Linked DNA regions of Homo sapiens: regions 2 and 3 are each linked to region 1. Evidence: read pairs that join two places in POLR2A ChIA-PET (ENCODE). Cell type or tissue: OCI-LY7. All regions are shown on one strand. Each heading gives the region's core, and the rest is flanking DNA. Links, peaks and the distances in the headings are about the cores only. Region 1 overlaps CDK17 (cyclin dependent kinase 17). Region 2 overlaps CFAP54 (cilia and flagella associated protein 54). Region 3 has its middle 30 kb from the start of CFAP54.

Evidence for each region. ChIA-PET counts read pairs that join two places held together with the same protein. Peaks named below come from ENCODE experiments on the same cell type or tissue, not always from the same donor. Only the 100,000 strongest peaks of a DNase experiment are listed, where the experiment ranks them.
Region 2: POLR2A ChIA-PET joins it to region 1 with 6 read pairs; 4 of 35 experiments call an interaction of 5 or more read pairs at or near these places.
Region 3: POLR2A ChIA-PET joins it to region 1 with 5 read pairs; 3 of 35 experiments call an interaction of 5 or more read pairs at or near these places.

The regions. Positions count from the first base shown.
Region 1 is chr12:96,324,109-96,329,719 of GRCh38, reverse strand. CDK17 (cyclin dependent kinase 17) reads left to right here. Exons shown (of 17, transcript NM_002595.5): 3 at 5,608-5,611. Among named protein-coding and RNA genes, the nearest start is that of CDK17, 74 kb to the left of the region's middle. In OCI-LY7, for the core only: a CTCF peak has its summit at 1,593 (motif pointing right); DNase peaks (open chromatin) are centred at 1,629, 2,159 and 2,619; H3K4me3 peaks cover 2,767 bases; H3K27ac peaks cover 4,123 bases.
Region 2 is chr12:96,514,656-96,520,266 of GRCh38, reverse strand. CFAP54 (cilia and flagella associated protein 54) reads right to left here. Exons shown (of 68, transcript NM_001306084.2): 6 at 1,196-1,339. Among named protein-coding and RNA genes, the nearest start is that of CFAP54, 28 kb to the right of the region's middle. RefSeq lists a silencer at 3,436-3,545. In OCI-LY7, for the core only: CTCF peaks have their summits at 3,144 and 3,344 (motif pointing right); a DNase peak (open chromatin) is centred at 3,376.
Region 3 is chr12:96,456,624-96,462,117 of GRCh38, reverse strand. No RefSeq gene overlaps it. Among named protein-coding and RNA genes, the nearest start is that of CFAP54, 30 kb to the left of the region's middle. In OCI-LY7, for the core only: a CTCF peak has its summit at 2,635; DNase peaks (open chromatin) are centred at 2,657 and 5,307; H3K4me3 peaks cover 891 bases; H3K27ac peaks cover 672 bases.

The DNA.
Region 1 (5,611 bases), core at 136-5,135:
AACAGTAATTGTTTTTTACAACAGTGGATAACATAGGGAGTTTAAGGAGGACTAACTCCAACAAATAGCACAAGTTCCTTGAAAGGTTGACGCTGAAGGCATAAACTCCATTGGATATATGTAGGATCTAGAATGGGATCAGGCTAGTAATAATGTTTGAAAGAGCAGGTTTGGGAGGAGGGAATGGCTTAGGCTACAAGTTGGGCTATGAAATTGCATGTTCCTGATCATAGTTCACGTAATGAAAAGATCTAGATAAATAAGATGCCAAATAACGTTTCTTAGTGGAATCATAATGATTATCATGTTGTGGTGGTAAAAATCATTGGAAATCCTTACTTGGAACTAATTATAGAGTATAAAAGATCTGCAATTTTTCATATAGATTTCTATTACTTTTTAAAAGTTATGGTAAAATATATATAATACAAAGTTTAACATTTTATAGTATACAGTTCAGCAGCATTAAATACGTGTCTATTTACATTGCGTAACCATCACTGCTACCCATGTCTATAACTTTTTCATCATCCCAAACTGAAACTCTGTACCCATTAAACAATACCTCCACATTCCCTCCTCTCCCCAGCCCCTGGTAACCACCATTCTACTGTCTATGAATTTGCCTATTCTAGGTACCTCATATGAGTGGAACCATATAATATTTGTCCTTTTGTGTCTGACTTATTTCCCTTAGCATATTGTCGCCAAGGTTTCCATTACTTTTTAAAATACAGAGTGTTATTATCTTATTGAATTGGCCAGCTAATTAGTTTCAAGTTCTGGAAGTGTTAGAATATTTTATTGTATTTTATTGTGGCTCTCTCATGGGCCGCAATCTCTTCTCTGTCTATACCCTCTCCTTGGGTGACCTCCTCCAACCCTACAATTTCAACTACCATATATATGTTGACTACTCCTAAGTCTGAATCTCCAGTTAGGATCTTCATCTGGATCTCTAGATTCATATTTAAATGCCTTCTTGTCTTCTCCACATGGATGTGTAATGGGAATCTTAGACTTCACATGACCAAATCAGAATTCTTGATTTCCTTTCTCCAAAATCTGCCTCTACTCAAACTTTGCTCACTTAACCAGTTACTAAAACTAAAAATCTAGGCATTGTCCCCAATTCTTTTCTCTCCTTTACTTTACTGTTGTCTCCTCCCTGCCCCCAACCCCCACCATTGTAGCTTCCTATTTTTTACCACATAAATAACTTAGAAACTCATGATTATGATAGTCATCTGTATCAGTGGTCCCCAACCTTTCTGGCATCAGGGACCAGTTTTGTGGAAGACAGTTTTTTCACAGACTGAGGTTGGGGGAATGGTTTCAGGATGATTCAAGCATAGTATATTTATTTTGCCTTTTATTTCTATTATTATTATATTGTAATATATAATGAAATAATTACATAACTCACCATAATGTACAATCAGTAAGAGCCCTGCCCTTGTCTTCCTACAACTAGATGGTCCCATCTGAAGGTGATGGGAGACAGTGACAGATTATCAGGCGTTAGATTATCATAAGGAGCATGCAACCTAGATCCCTCGCATGCACAGTTCACAACAGCGTTAGTACTCCTATGAGAATCAGTGCCACCACTGATCTGACAGGAGGTGGAGCTCAAGCAGTAATGTGAGCAATGGGGAGTGGCTGTAAATACAGATGAAGCTTTGCTCACTTGCCAACTGCTCACCTCTTGGCCTGGTTCCTAACAGGCCATGGACCAGTACTGGTCTGTGACCCAGGAGTTGGGGACCCCTGATCAATGTGACTGATACACAATTCCAGTTATAGTCCATTAACACATCATATTTCATATATGTTTAACAGTTGATCTGGTAAAGATTTAAAAATATTTTGGGGCTAGGCATGGTGGCTCATTGTAATCCCAGTGCTTTGGGAGGCTGAGGTGAGGAGGATCACTTGAGCCCAGGAGTTTGAGACTAGCTGGGAAACATAGCAAAACCCCATCTCTACCAAAAAGACACAAATTAGCCAGGTGTGATGGTGTGTGCCTGTAGTCCCAGCTATGGTGGGGAGGATGAAGTGGGAGGACCACATGAGCCCAGGTGGTTGAGGCTGCAGTGAGCTGTGACTGCACCACTGCACTTCAGCCTGTGCAACAGAGCAAGACCCTGCCTGGAAAAAAAGAAAAAAAAAATATTTGAATAGATGTTTTTACTATAAATGCTGACTAAAAGCTGGGTGGTAGGAGTGTGTGTGAAACTAATTTAGCAGTCGTGTCTGCTGGCCTGTTGCTTCTGCCTTTGTAATATGTCCTAAATCTGCCTGCTTCCCTCCATCTTCAGTACAGCCACCCTAGTCTAAGCCACCAACATTTGTTACTTAGGGTACTGTAGTAATCTCCTCCTTTTGCTGTTGATTCCCTATTGCCTGTTTTTCAAACAGCAACCAAGATGATATCTTAAAAAATTGTTTTCAGTAATTACAAATATAAAGGAAGTTACAAAGATTATATAGAAAGGACCCATACTTGTACCCTTCTCCCAATCCCCCCACCATTGGTTCCATCTTATGTAACTATAGAACCCAGGAAACAGATACTGGAATAAAGTCTAAATATAGTTCTGTGTCATGTCCTCACCTGTGTTGATTCGTATAACCACTGCAATCAAGATTAAGAACTGTTTCATCATGACAATAGATCTCTCGTGTTACCTTTTGTAGTCTTCCCTACCCCCTTACCTCCTACTATCTTTAACCCTTCACAGTGATATTTTTGAAACATGAATCAGATCATATCACTCTCCTGCTTCAAAGCTACCGTAACTGCTTCCAATCTGAGAATAAAATTCAAACTTTTATGGTGAAGTATAAAGTGTTGAATGACTTGTTCCCTCCTTACCTCTGTGGTCTCACCTGGTACCACTGTTGCCCGCACGGTTAGGTACTATAGCTACACTTGCCTTCTTTCTAGTCCTCTAACACAGTGGTTCTCAAAGTGTGATCCCTGGACCAGCAATGTCAGCAGGACCTGGGAATTTGTTAGAAACACATATTTTTAGATTCCACACCAGACCTACTGAACCAGGAAGTCTGTGGGTGAGACCGAGCAATCTCATGTTTTACAGATCCTTGATGATTCTGAAGCATGTTAAAGTTTGAGGACCACTGTTCTAACAAGTCGAACTCTGCCATATGTCGGCTTTTCATTAGCTTTTTTCTCTATCTGGAATATCCTGTTATCCACAACTTAACCATCTTCCCTGACTGGCTCTTTCTTGCATTTAAATTTCTGTTAAAAATATCTCAGCAGAGAGAACTTTCCTCAATATACAGTGTAAAATAACTAGCTACTCATTTCCACATCCCTCTATTTTAGTCTTTTGCATATCGCCTGTCATTACCTGACTTCGTGTGTGTGTCTTTTCCCTGTTAGGTTTTATGCACTCTGAGATCAGTACTTTGTTTTGTTCACCAGTTGATGCCCAGTGCCTAGAATAGTGTTTATCAAATAGTATGTCCTTATGATCCCCATTTTTTTTCTATATTCTCCAGAACAATCAAGCTGTATTCTCCAGGACAGCTTTACAGAGCAACTAAAATGTTGTCTGTAGGCAAAAGATTTGCATAATTTGTTTTTAATATTTGAATGTTGTGATATTTCACATGTGAAATAACCTAGAAAGAGAAAAAAATCTTCATTTTTCTTTTCTCTTTCTTGAGACAGGGTATTACTTTGCCACCCAGGCTGGAATGCAGTGGCATTATCTTAGCTCACTGCAGCCGCAAACTCCTGGGCACAAGTGATCCTCCCACTCTAGCCTCCTGAGTAGCTGGGACTACAGGTGCATGCCATCATGCTTGGCTGAGAAAAATCTTATTGTATGCTGTAGCCTGTATTATCCCACATTGTTTGTAATTATTTATGCATTTATATCAGATAGCCCCTCTTCATTCATTATTAAATCATTGATTATTTTGCTTCACTTAAGATCCCCAAATTCTTTATCAGTTAGGTACTGCCAGGGAATGTACAGATCACAGGAAACTTTAGACACATGTTCTGTATTACTAGGTAGGCATTTGCCCCTACCTCCAGTCTGTCTTTGACCCAGATTAGATAGCTTGGACCTTGGGTGAGCCTTTGGGCCCTTATGCCCCATCCTTCTTATACCCTTTTAGGCAACCAGTATTCGTAGAGGCTCAGGCCACATGGCCTTCTTGGCCCATTTCTCTGGAGCCCATACCCTGGTCCTGTTCTGCGGATCCTAAGATTTTCTTGTGAGAGAAGCCTTTCACTTTAAGGCTTGTAGCCAACTCCTGTCAACCTGTCCTTAGTTGAGAAACCTTAGTTGAGAAACAGGTAGAGGAATCCCCTGATCAGGAGGTATCCTTATGCCTGATTGTTAACTGCAGAAGAATAGTTGGCTTCATTTTAAAAAGGAATCCCCTGATCAGGAGGTATCCTTATGCCTGATTGTTAGCTACAGAAGAATAGTTGGCTTCATTTTAAAAAGAAGGTATTCAGAGCAGCCCAGTTCTTTTTAAAACTCCTTGGCTGCTATCAGTAAAAACAAAATTCTAATATAGAAGACTAATTGTGTATCACAAGACTTGTATCTTTAACCTGTATCAGAGCTCTTCTTTGGAGGTGGAAAGGAGTCAAGAGATTCCTGATAAACATTACAAAACAGTTTCTCCCCCATGCATAATTAAATAGCTTTTAAGTATTATATTTTTTTAATGTTTCTGCTTGGTTATGGGTCTGTGATTGTTTAAAAACTCTTTATATTAATCCCAAATTCAGGGGAATAAACTTGGAGCCTCTGTATTGATATGTATTTAGGTACTTCGGTTTTATTCACTAATTGACATACCATTTTGAATGTCCAGCAAACAGGGATGTAAATTCCTTTAGGCCGGGACCATGTCTTTTATATTCTAAAGCATGCTTAATTTCTTTTTTTTTTTCTTTTTGAGACGGAGTCTTGCTCTGTCGCTTAGGATGGAGTGCAGTGGCGTGATCTTGGCTCACTGCAACCTCTGCAACCCGGGTTCAAGCAGTTCTCCTGTCTCAGCCTCTTGAGTAGCTGGGACTACAGGCGCATGCCACCATGCCCAGCTAGTTTTTGTGTTTTTAGTAGAGATGGAGTTTCACCATATTGATCAGACTGGTCTCAAACTCCTGACCTCAGGTGATCCGCCTGCCTCGGCCTCCCAAAGTGCTGGGATTACAGGTGTGAGCCATGCACCCAGCCAAGCATGCTTAAAATAAGGCACACAGGTAGTCAATAAATGGAGGAGTGGTATGGAAACAATCTTGAGATACACTAAAATAAACAAATGGATGAAAATTTGGTTGGGTATATTAGTAGTTTTGTGGTTCTTAGCCACTTTTGATTATATAAGAAATAGATGGTTATTAGACCAACTTAAAATATTCAAGTATTTTCTTAAGTATTTTTTCAGAGAAACTATTTTAATTTTAATACTGTGTATAGTTAAGCAAAGCAATGAGGCTAAATGTACTAATCTCTGTTACAACTTTTTGTTTTGCTTTCTGAATCCTTCTCATGTGATCCTGGATCTTGGACTGATGATGGAATGATTTTCGAATTCTATGAACCACAGAGCC
Region 2 (5,611 bases), core at 293-5,292, 190 kb before region 1:
CAGCCTGAAGTTAAGTTATATTTCAAGTACTCAATCAAAATGAAATGAAAGAAGGAAAAACAAAAAATAGAGTGTATTAAATGGTCATTAGAAAGTGTATTCAATTAGCTTGGCATAGTGGTGTGTGTCTGTAGTCCCAGATACTCCAGAGACTAAGACTGCAGTGAGCCGTGATCAGACCACTGCACTCCAGCCTGGGCAACAGAGCAAGATTCTGTCTTAAAAAATAAAGAAAGAAAACAAAAGAAAAACAAAGTGTACTAAATGGTGGTTAGCAGAGAAAAGCAAGACAAGAGTGTACATACTAAGTGATAAGGAACACAAAACTAAACGAGGAGGGAAGGTGGCTTGTATTCAAGAGCAAAGTGAGGATGGAAAGACAACAGATAGAAGTTTTTGAGATCTATTGCACAGCATGGTGATCATAGTTAACAATAACGTATTGCATATTTCAAAATTACTAGTAAATAGATTTTAAGTGTTCTCACTACAAGAAAAAGGTATGTGAGAAGATGAATATGTTAATTAGCTTAATCATTCCACAGTGCATACATTCAACAAAACATCACATTGTACCTCATAAGTATATACAATTATTATTTGTCATTTAAAAATAAAAATCTTAATTTTTAAAATTCCAAAAATCTTACTCAGAAATGGAGCAAAGAAGGTGAAAATGAATAGAGAATAAAGGAGAGAGCAGAAAGGAGGGTGAGAGAGAAAAACAATGGAAAAGCCAAGCCAATTTGTGCAAATAAAGCTGAACTTTTGTCTTTTCTTCATTTCAATTCTTTGGTTGGGTTTTGTTTTTCCCCTGGCAGGCATCTAAGGAAGAAAATGCTGGATACGCTCTATTTTAAAATATTGGGCCTGGACACAGTGGCTCACGCCTGTAATCCTAGCATTTTGAGAAGCCAAAGCAGGCAGATCACCTGAGGTCAGGAGTTCGAAATCAGCCTGATCAACATGGCAAAACCCTGTCTCTACTAAAAATACAAAAATTAGCCGGGCATGGTGGCGCATGCCTGTAATCCCAGCTACCCAGGAGGCTGAGGCAGGAGAATCGCTTGAACCTGGGAGGTGGACGTTGCAGTGAGCCGAGATCACATCACTGCACTCCAGCCTGGGCAACAAAGCCAGATTCCATCTCAAAAAAAAAAAAAACTCGACTCCTCAGAGTTAAAAAGCAGCATACCTCTCCGTGAATCCCGGCATGGCAGTCATAGCAGCACTGGCAAACAGCTGTGTAGAGAGTAGCGCGCCATGTCAAGTACCTGAGTGACAGGAGCGGGACCAAGGACTCCATACACATGCTGGCCCACAGGAGATACTCTAAGGCCTGCAAAATAAAGGGCACCATTGGATTTGTTTTCATTTGAAGTTAATAATGATAATTGTATTAAATATAATCAAATTCTAAGTTGTGAGCACAAGTTGCTGATTACTCAAACCAAAAATACCATAAATAACGTGTCAAGAAGAAACAAGCATTTAAAAAGTAAAAGATAATTTAAAAGCTCAAAATCTCAAGCCATTTTGGAAGACATCCTAAAATGTCTTTTTTGTTTGTTTATTTGTTTTTAGACAGAGTCTTGCTCTGTCACCCAGGCTGGAGTGCAATGGCACAATCGCAGCTTACTGCAACCTCCGCCCCCTGGGTTCAATTGATTCTCATGCCTCAGCCTCCTAAGTAACTGGAACTACAGGTGTGCACCACCACACCTGGCTAATTTTTCTATTTTAGTAGAGAGGGGGTTTTACCACGTTGACCAAGCTGGTCTTGAACTCCTGACCTCAAGTGATCCACCCGCCTCGGCCTCCCAAACTGCTGGAATTACAGGCATGAGCCACTGCACCCGGCCTGTCTTGTCTTATTATAAGCCTCTCTGCTCATTTTTATTAACATTTACCATGTCAACAGTAGTCTAGGAATTAACTCCAATGATACAATTGTTATTTGTTGGCCTGGAACCAGTATATGATTCTGAAGATTAGCTGGTATAGGAGGTAAGGAAAATGAAAAAGGCTTACAGCCTGGGGCCTGTGATGCTTAGTAGAAATGGTCCAAGATTAGAATCAAATAAACCTGGATTTTGGTCCCAATTTTACCACCTAGTGGCTGGATCATTTTACCTCTTTACGCCTCAATTTTCTCATCTGTAAAATGGGTATTTTTTCACATTACAATAGTGCTGTTATGGAGAAAGTGACAACGTACATGACATGCTAGGAAAATACTTCCATAATCTAAAATAAAATCCACCTTAATATACCTCCAGTGCATTGGTCCTCATGTCTTCCAGAACAGCACAAAGCAATCCAGAACTCACTTCTAAATTACAGCCATCCAGAAATCTAAAAACATTTATGTAGCCTGCCCTCTCCCTCAGCTCTCTCGTCCAGGGTAAATATCCCCAAGCACTTCCATCCCTCACGGAACTGCACTGCCCTTCTCCACCATGATTGGCCTTCTGTGGCTTTACCCCAGGTTGCCAGCATCCTTTCAGGGTGTATGGCTAGACCACAGTACAGTGAATGCTTTCAGTCCCTGGTTGTGGACACTGTACCTCTTCTAAATTAGACTAAGGTTGATTCCTTGCTGTTTTTGTTGTTGCTGTCATTGCTATTGTTGTGAACTTTGTGAACTGATATGAAATTAATCATATCACCAAAAACCCTCGAATTTTTCTCACATTTGCTGCTCCCTAACAATCTCTATTTCAGATTTTTGCATTTAGATTGTTGTGGTTTGGGTTGGGTGGTATATGATTAAGCCATGCCTAAATTTCCCCTTTAAATTCACATCTTTCTAAAATCCTTCAGGACTCCTGGTATTAGAAATTTCACATTTCAAAATGAAAATAGCTTCAGTTAACAATTGTTCACATTGTATTTGATTTGCTATGGAAAATCAAAGTTTTTTGTGCCAGAAGAGATCTTAAAAGTAACCTAGCTTGACTCCATGAGGCTAAACTCACTCTAATCAAAAGAGCTGGGGCTGAAACTCAGGTCTTTGAACTCCCAAATGCAGTGTTCTTTCCACTACACAGAGGAGCCCTGACAAAGGGGAGAAGCTCACCATAAACCACTTAGGGTTATGAAAAACCATCTTTCAAGTTTAAACAGGAAAAGCCATTTTCAAAATATGACTCAATTTGTAGCATTTTTTTCTTACCCTTAAAAGCTACAAATAATTGTTTCTATTAATTAAAAAATTTAATAGGATACATCAGGACTATTCTCTTCATGGAAAAAAAAAAAAAAACTTTAAAAAGTCAAATGATATCCATATCTAAAACATGGCCCCAGTAAGAGCATGTTGCAGGTGTTGAGCAGGAAATATACATACGATTAAATCAGCTCAGCCACAGGATGGCGCTGCAGCCTCATTTATATCAGCTTACACCATTTAAAGAAAATGACAAGCAATTTCAAAGTTAGGACTTAAAGTTTGTGTAATGGTACGTGAAATAATTTGACAGTAACTGTTCAAGCCACATACGTTGTCAAACCATTTCAGTTTCATAGTAAAATGAAACAGAAATCAATCGTTTCTTAGAATGAACAGATTCTAGATGTATTCTTTAATGTTTGCTGAGTACTATACTACAGTTTTAAATGCCACCAAAGAAGCTAAATTATTCCATAAACAAAAGCAAAATGGTCATATGTCTTCAGGGAAAGAGGTTTCAGAAGTCCGACCGCCCTCTATTCCCTAAGCTTATGCTGGTGACCTGCTGCAGCACTAAATTAGGTGTTTCTCACCTACGGAAGAGCCCCTGGTTAGTTTTGGTTTTCAGGATGTCTTTAGGAAGATAGGGTTATATCAGAAAATATCAACCCCTTCCCTGCAGCTTCTCCATTTGAGTATGTAAACCAAAATAGAATGGGTCATGACGGGATTCTATTTAGTCAACAGACATGCATTATTCTAATGGTACAGAGTGACACTGCCCCTGGTCTCAGCACATCTCTGACTAGATGTGTGACCCTAAGCAAAGTAACTTTTCCCAGCCTCAGCTTCCTTATCTATTATATAAGATAGAGGTAATGGCCGGACGCAGTGGCTCACACCTGTAATCCCAGCACTTTGGGAGGCCGAGGCGGGTGGATCACGAGGTCAGGAGATCAAGACCATCCTGGCTAACAAGGTGAAACCCTGTCTCTACTAAAAATACAAAAAATTAGCCAGGCATTGGGGCGGGTGCCTGTAGTCCCAGCTACTCAGGAGGCTGAGGCAGAAGAATGGCGTGAACCCGGGAGGTGGAGCTTGCAGTGAGCCAAGACCGCGCCACTGCACTCCAGCCTGGGCGACAGAGCGAGACTCCATATCAAAAAAAAAAAAAAAAAAAAACATAGAGGTAATGACAGCACCTTTCTCAAAGTGGTGGTGTGAAGATTAAATGAGATGACAAATGAAAGTGCTTACAAGCATACTTGATGACGGTAGGCATTCATTCAATCAATGTTAATGATGATGATGCTAGTGCCCACCTCATAAGCCTTTCACAGGACCTAGCACATGGTATAGATTCAATAATAACAAAAGCTAGCCATCATGCCTAGATCCTATAAAAACGGGAGTTTAGACAGCATGAGGAGCCCAGGTCTATTTCTCCTTCCGTCTTAGGCTATAACATACTTGAACTCTGAAGTCACTACAGTATTCAAAGCCCTCAGACCCAGGACATCTCACACACGGTGGGACCTCCAAAGACTTGTCTCCATTAAATGGACCCATCAAATCCATTTTTAGCCTCAGCTCAGGAATCAATTTACCAACTGGAGGTTTGGGAATTACTGGTGAAAATTATTAATTTCCTTGAAACAGAAAGAATGTCATTCAGATCTTCAGGTGCCAAATGTACAACCACCCACCCCTCCCCCAAAATTATTGCATCCCTCACCTCCCATCCCCATCCCACAAGACTGGCACCACAGAACTATACTCATTTTGGGCCAGGCACCGTGGCTCACGCCTGTAATCCCAGCATTTTGGAAGGCTTGAGGCGGGAAGATCACTGGAGGTCAGGAGTTCGAGACCAGCCTAGCCAATATGATGAAACCCCATCTCTACTAAAAATACAAAAAATTAGCCTGGCATGGTGGTGGGTGCCTGTAATCCCAGCTACTCAGGGGGCTGTGGCAGGAGAATCACTTGAACCCAGGAGGCAGAGCTTGCAGTGAGCTAAGACGGCGCCACTGCACCCAGCCTGGGCAACAGAGCAACACTCAGTCTCAAAAAAAAAAAAAAAAGAACTATACTCATTTTAGTGTCATTTTACAGGCGATTTAAGTTTTGAAATATAATGAACAAAAGAATAATTTTAGTGGCAAAATTTATGTACCCTGTGCTTTTATTAATTCATATAAAATATTATCGGTTCCCATGGTTTCCTTATGGTTGAAAAACTGAAGATTTATCTCCTAATAAGATTAGAATACCTATTTAATCAGCATGGCAAAATACTCAACTATCCTTATTTTATCAGAGACAAACTCAAGGTATATGAGGCAGAGAAGAAATGTCTTACAAAGGTTATGAATAAGAAATTATTTTAAGATGACTGTCACTTTAAAATTCTCTCAGTGTTAACAAGCACAAACACTA
Region 3 (5,494 bases), core at 495-5,494, 130 kb before region 1:
GATTCCTAGAATCGGAAATGGAGCCTGGTAGGAAGCCTTTGGTTCATGGGGCATACGTAGCCTTTATAAATGGCTTGGTGTCCTCCCCACGGTAATGAGTGACATATCACTCTATTAGTTCAAGCGAGAGCTGATTGTTTAAAAGACTTTGCTCCCTCTCTCACTATGTGACACGCTGGCGCCCCCTTCACCTTCTACCATGAGTGAAAGCTTCCTGAGGTCCTGACTAGAAGCAGATGCTGACACCATGCTTCTTGTACAATCTGCAGAATGATGAGCCAAAATAAACCTCTTTTCTTTATAAATTACCCAGCCTTGGCTGGGCGCAGTGGCTCATGCATGTAATCCCAGCACTTTGGGAGGCTGAGGCAGGTGGATCACCTGAGGTCAGGAGTTTGAGACCAGCCTGGCCAACATGGTGAAACCCCGTCTCTATTAAAAATACAAAAATCAGCCAGGTGTGGTGGCGGGCGCCTGTAATCCCAGCTACTTGGGAGACTGAGGCAGAAGGTGGAGGTTGCAGTAAGCCAATATCACGCCACTGCACTCCAGCCTGAGGGACAAAGAGAGACTCCATCTCTAAATAAATAAATAAATAAATTACCCAGCCTTGGATATTATTTTATAGCAACACAAAATGCACTCATACACAGGGGTATGAGTGCTTAGGGTTTAGCACTTCTATATTAATTTGGTTATTTCTGCAGGGTTTTGGAAAGGAAGGAAAGGTTAACACATGAGCTCGGTTAACTATCATAAACCAGAAGCTTTTCAAATTTTGTTTCAAACTCAGGTGTTGTGCCTTGTTGAATTAAAGAAGGTTCTGGTCCAAATGATTTGTTGTCATGCAATCAGCTTCAACCTATTAGTCAAACATTCACACGCTACTTCCCACTGCCTTATCAATCTAGAAAGCTAGAAGAAGATCTGTCATAAAAGCAGGAAAGGTGCCGTGGAGATTTCTACATGACCCTGGACACTCAGCTGCAGGTACATTATGGGCCACTCCAGGGTCATAATAGAGCATCCTTTTATAGTTAATAATCCAAAAATCATATTATTTTAAATCAGAAAGGGGCAGTAACAACCAAGGCCAATCCATCATTTTGCAAATAAGAAATTCCAAAGAGATCGAGTGACTTCCCCATCATCATATTAGCTATTTACTGTAATTAGTGATAAGGCCAGAATTACCACCCAGTGTCCTAACTAACCCAGAGTTCCATTTCATTCTGTCTCATTGCCTCTACTTGGTTGCTTTGGGAACAAAATGAAATATCATCAGAATCATATTATTGCATGTCTAGAAAGGGTTGTTTTACGTAGGTTTGATCTAAATATTCTGGACCCAAATATATGGACCCAACAAAACATTCTTTTGTAAAACTTACTATCTCAAATTTAAAGGAAGCCTTTAAAAATTGGTTGCTGTATCTGTTGAGGCTCGCCACATTATTTTTCAGTTTTCTGTGATATGTGTGCTGGTATAATAAACCATGATTATTTTCACCCCCAGCATAGCACTGACTTTTATTTATTCAAATATGTTAACATTTTCATCTCAACTGACTCACTTATCAGGAGCAACAGGCTTTTAGGCCACTGCCTGGAATAATCCATATCACTCCTCTGCTGGGTAAAATAAAGAATATTTCTCCACTGTAAGGCTCATGAACTTTGAAAGTGAATGCTTTTTAGCTGGGTGCAGTGGCTCACGCCTGTAATCCCAACACTTTGGGAGGCCGAGGTGAGCAGGAGTTTGAGATCAGGAGTTTGAGACCAGCCTGGCTAACATGGTAAAACCCCATCTCTACTAAAAATACAAAAAAACTAGCCAGGCATGGTAGTGCAAGCCTGTAGTCCCAGCTACTCAGGAGGCTGAGGCAGGAGAATGGCTTGTACCCAGGAGGCAGAGGTTGCAGTGAGCCGAGATTGCGCCACTGCACTCCAACCTGGGCAATAGAGGGAGACTCCGTCTCAAAAATAAAATGAAATAAAATAAGAATACAAAAAATTAGCCAGGCATGGTTGCACACACACTTGTAGTCCCAGCTTCTTGGGAGGCTAAGGCACAAGAATCGCTTGAACCCGGGAGGCAGAGGTTGCAGTGAGCCAAGATCATGCCAGTGCACTCCAGCCTGGGCGACAGAGTGAGACTCTGTCTCTAAAAAAAAAAAAAAGAAAAGAAAAAAAAAAGAAACAAAAAGAAAATTGAATGCTTTTCTATTTGTCTTTGTTTTACTGATTTTGATAGTCATAGGCTTTCTGTGTTACAGATGCATTCTAAAAATTGCAATATTTGAAAGGTTTAAAAAATGGGGTGTGAAGGGGAGCTGGGCACGGTGGCTCACGCCTGTAATCCCAGCACTTTGGGAGGCTCAGGCGGGTGGATCACCTGAGGTCAGGAGTTTGAGACCAGCCTGGCCAACATGGCAAAACCCTGTCTCTACTAAAAATACAAAAAAACTAGCCAGGCATGGTGGTGTGAGCCTGTAGTCCCAGCTACTCAGGAGGCTGAGCCAGGAGAATCGCTTGTACCCAGGAGGCAGAGGTTGCAGTGAGCTGAGACTGCGTCACTGCACTCCATCCTGGGCAATAGAGGGAGACTCTGTCTCAAAAAAATTTAAAAATACCAGAAATTAGCCGGGCATGGTTGCACACACACCTGTAGTCCCAGCTGCTTAGGAGGCTAAGGCACGAGAATCGCTTGTACCCAGGAGGCAGAGGTTACAGTGAGCCAAGATCATGCCAGTGCACTCCAGCCTGGGCGATAGAGTGAGACTCTGTCTCCAAAAAAAAAAAAAAAAGGAAAAGAAACAAAAAGAAAACTGAATGCTTTTCTTTCTATTTTTATTGTTTTTCTCTGTTTTATTGTTTTTTGATAGTCATAGGCTTTCTGTGTTGCAGATGCATTCTAAAAATTGCAATATTTGAAAGGTTTAAAAAATGGGGTATGGGCCGGGCGCAGTGGCTCACGCCTGTAATCCCAGCACTTTGGGAGGCTGAGGCAGGCAGATCACAAGGTCAGGAGATCGAGACCATCCTGGCTAACACGGTGAAACCCCGTCTCTACTAAAAATACAAAAAAAATGAGCCAGGCGTGGTGGTGGGTGCCTGTAGTCCCAGCTACTCGGGAGGCTGAGGTAGGAGAATGGCTTGAACCCGGGAGGCGGAGGTTGCAGTGAGCCAAGATCGCGCAACTGCACTCCAGCCTGGGTGACAGAGCGAGACTCTGTCTCAAAAAAAAAAAAAAAAAAAAAAAGGGATATGAAGGGAGGCTGGGCACGGTGACTCACGCCTGTAATCCCAGCACTTTGGGAGGCTCAGTTGGGCGGATCACCTGAGGTCAGGAGTTCCAGACCAGCCTGGGCAACATGGTGAAACACTGTCTCTACTAAAACTACAAAAATTAGCCAGGCGTGGTAGTGGGTACCTGTAATCCCAACTACTTGGGAGGCTGAGGCAGGAGAATCACTTTAACCCAGGAGGCTGAGGTTGCAGTGAGCCGAGACTGCACCACTGCACTCCAGCCTGGGCAACAAGAGTGAAACTCCATTTAAAAAAAAAAAAAAAAAAAAAAAAAAAAAAAGCGGGGGGGCAGGAATGAAGAAAAAGGGAGATAAGAGATATTTCACAATTTGTTAATAGATAAATGAATATTTCACATTTCACATTCTAAAGAAATAAAAATAGCCTTCTTGTCCAGGACCAAAAGGAGATGTAGAAAGAAAAAGGAAAAATAAAAATAAGCTGATTAGTTTTTATCACTTGTTATAAGGAAGAAATAGCTAATGACACTAAATACTCTCTATTTAGAAGAATGTTAGAAATTAAATTCTAGGCCAGGGCGGTGGCTCATGCCTGTAATCCCAGCACTTTGGGAGGCCAAGGTGGGAAGATCACGAGGGCAAGAGATTGAGACCATCCTGGCCAACATGGTGAAACCCCGTCTCTACCAAAAATACAAAAAGTAGCTGGGCATGGTGGTGCACGACTGTAGTCCCAGCTACTTGGGAGGCTGAGGCAGGAGAATCACTTGCACTCGGGAGTTGGAGGTTGCAGTGAGCCAAGATCACGCCACTGTACTCCAGCCTGGCAACAGAGCAAGACTCTGTTTCAAAAAAAAAAAAAGAAATTAAATTCTAAAAAGCCCATTGCTCATAGCTCTAAGTTCAAGATTAAAGCAATAATTCGTGTTAATTAATGCCTGTCCCTCTATCTTCTCTCCTTAATTGTCTCCAGCTAAGAAAGTATCAGAGCTGGAAAATCCACCATTACCGTTTCCAACTCAAATGGGCTTCCAGGACACCCAGGTTGTCCTTAATTCCCTCTGCAGATGTACCTCCTTGTAATCCGCAAAAGCCGTCATTCCACCCCATTCCCAATTACCTGGCCAGCCATTTGCCTGTTGCTACTGAAGTCTCTAGTTCCTCCTCCTCAAGGGCACCAGAGTAACATTCAACCTAACATCCAGCCTGCACTCCTGCTCATCTTAGCTAAAACAACACCTTTTCCTGTTTTATTTTCCTAGTAGCTATATTTTCTGTATATATAAAAAAAAGTTCTCTTGTTTGTTTACACATTTGCTGTCAGTTCTTGTTACAGAGAATGGTGTTTATCTCTTCTACTCAACATGTAACTCCAGTTTCTAGAACAATGCCTGACACTTAGGAGGTGCTTGAAAATATTTGTTGAATGAGTAATTCTACTTAACTCCCTTGAAGCTTCAAAGCATCTTGGGGCCAGGTGTGGTGGCTCATACCTATAATCCCAACACTTTGGGAGGGCAAGGGGAGAGGATGACTTCATCCCAGGAGTTTGAGACCAGCCTGGGCAACAAAGTGAGACTCCATTTCTACAAAAAATAAAATCATTAGCCAGGCATGGCAGCATGCACCTATAGTCCTTGCTAGTCTGGAGGCTGAAGTGGGGGGATCACTTGAACCCAGGAGTTTGAGGCTGCAGTAAGCTCTGATCGCACCACTGCACTCCAGTAGAGAACTAGGCCTTGTGTTTTAAAAAATAAATAAATAAATAAATGAAAAGCATCTTGGGCTCAAGGAGCTTCTTTATTGTTCCATAACAGCTAGCAACTCTCACACTCTGTCCATTTCATCATCACCTGGAAATGCCCCACCTCTGAAATTGTAAACCCCACAGACATTTGCTCCAGTTATTAATTCCTTTTTCTCTCTTTCTCTGGTACATTCTCTACTGCCTTACTCCCAGCAGCCCAGGATTCTAATCGTAACACAAATGCTCCACCAATTCCATCTAATGGTTTACCTCTCACTTCCCTCTATGGCTAAGGTTAGTAAAAGGGTAGCTGATACCCCACTAGTTTCATTTCCCCTTCTCCCACTCTCTTTCAACCCAGGCACTCTGGCATCAGTTTCCACCACTCTACCAAAACTGCCTTTGCCAACGTCACCACCCCACGATCCCATCACATTGTAAAAAAAAATTTAACTTACTTAAAAAAAAGTACTCTAAT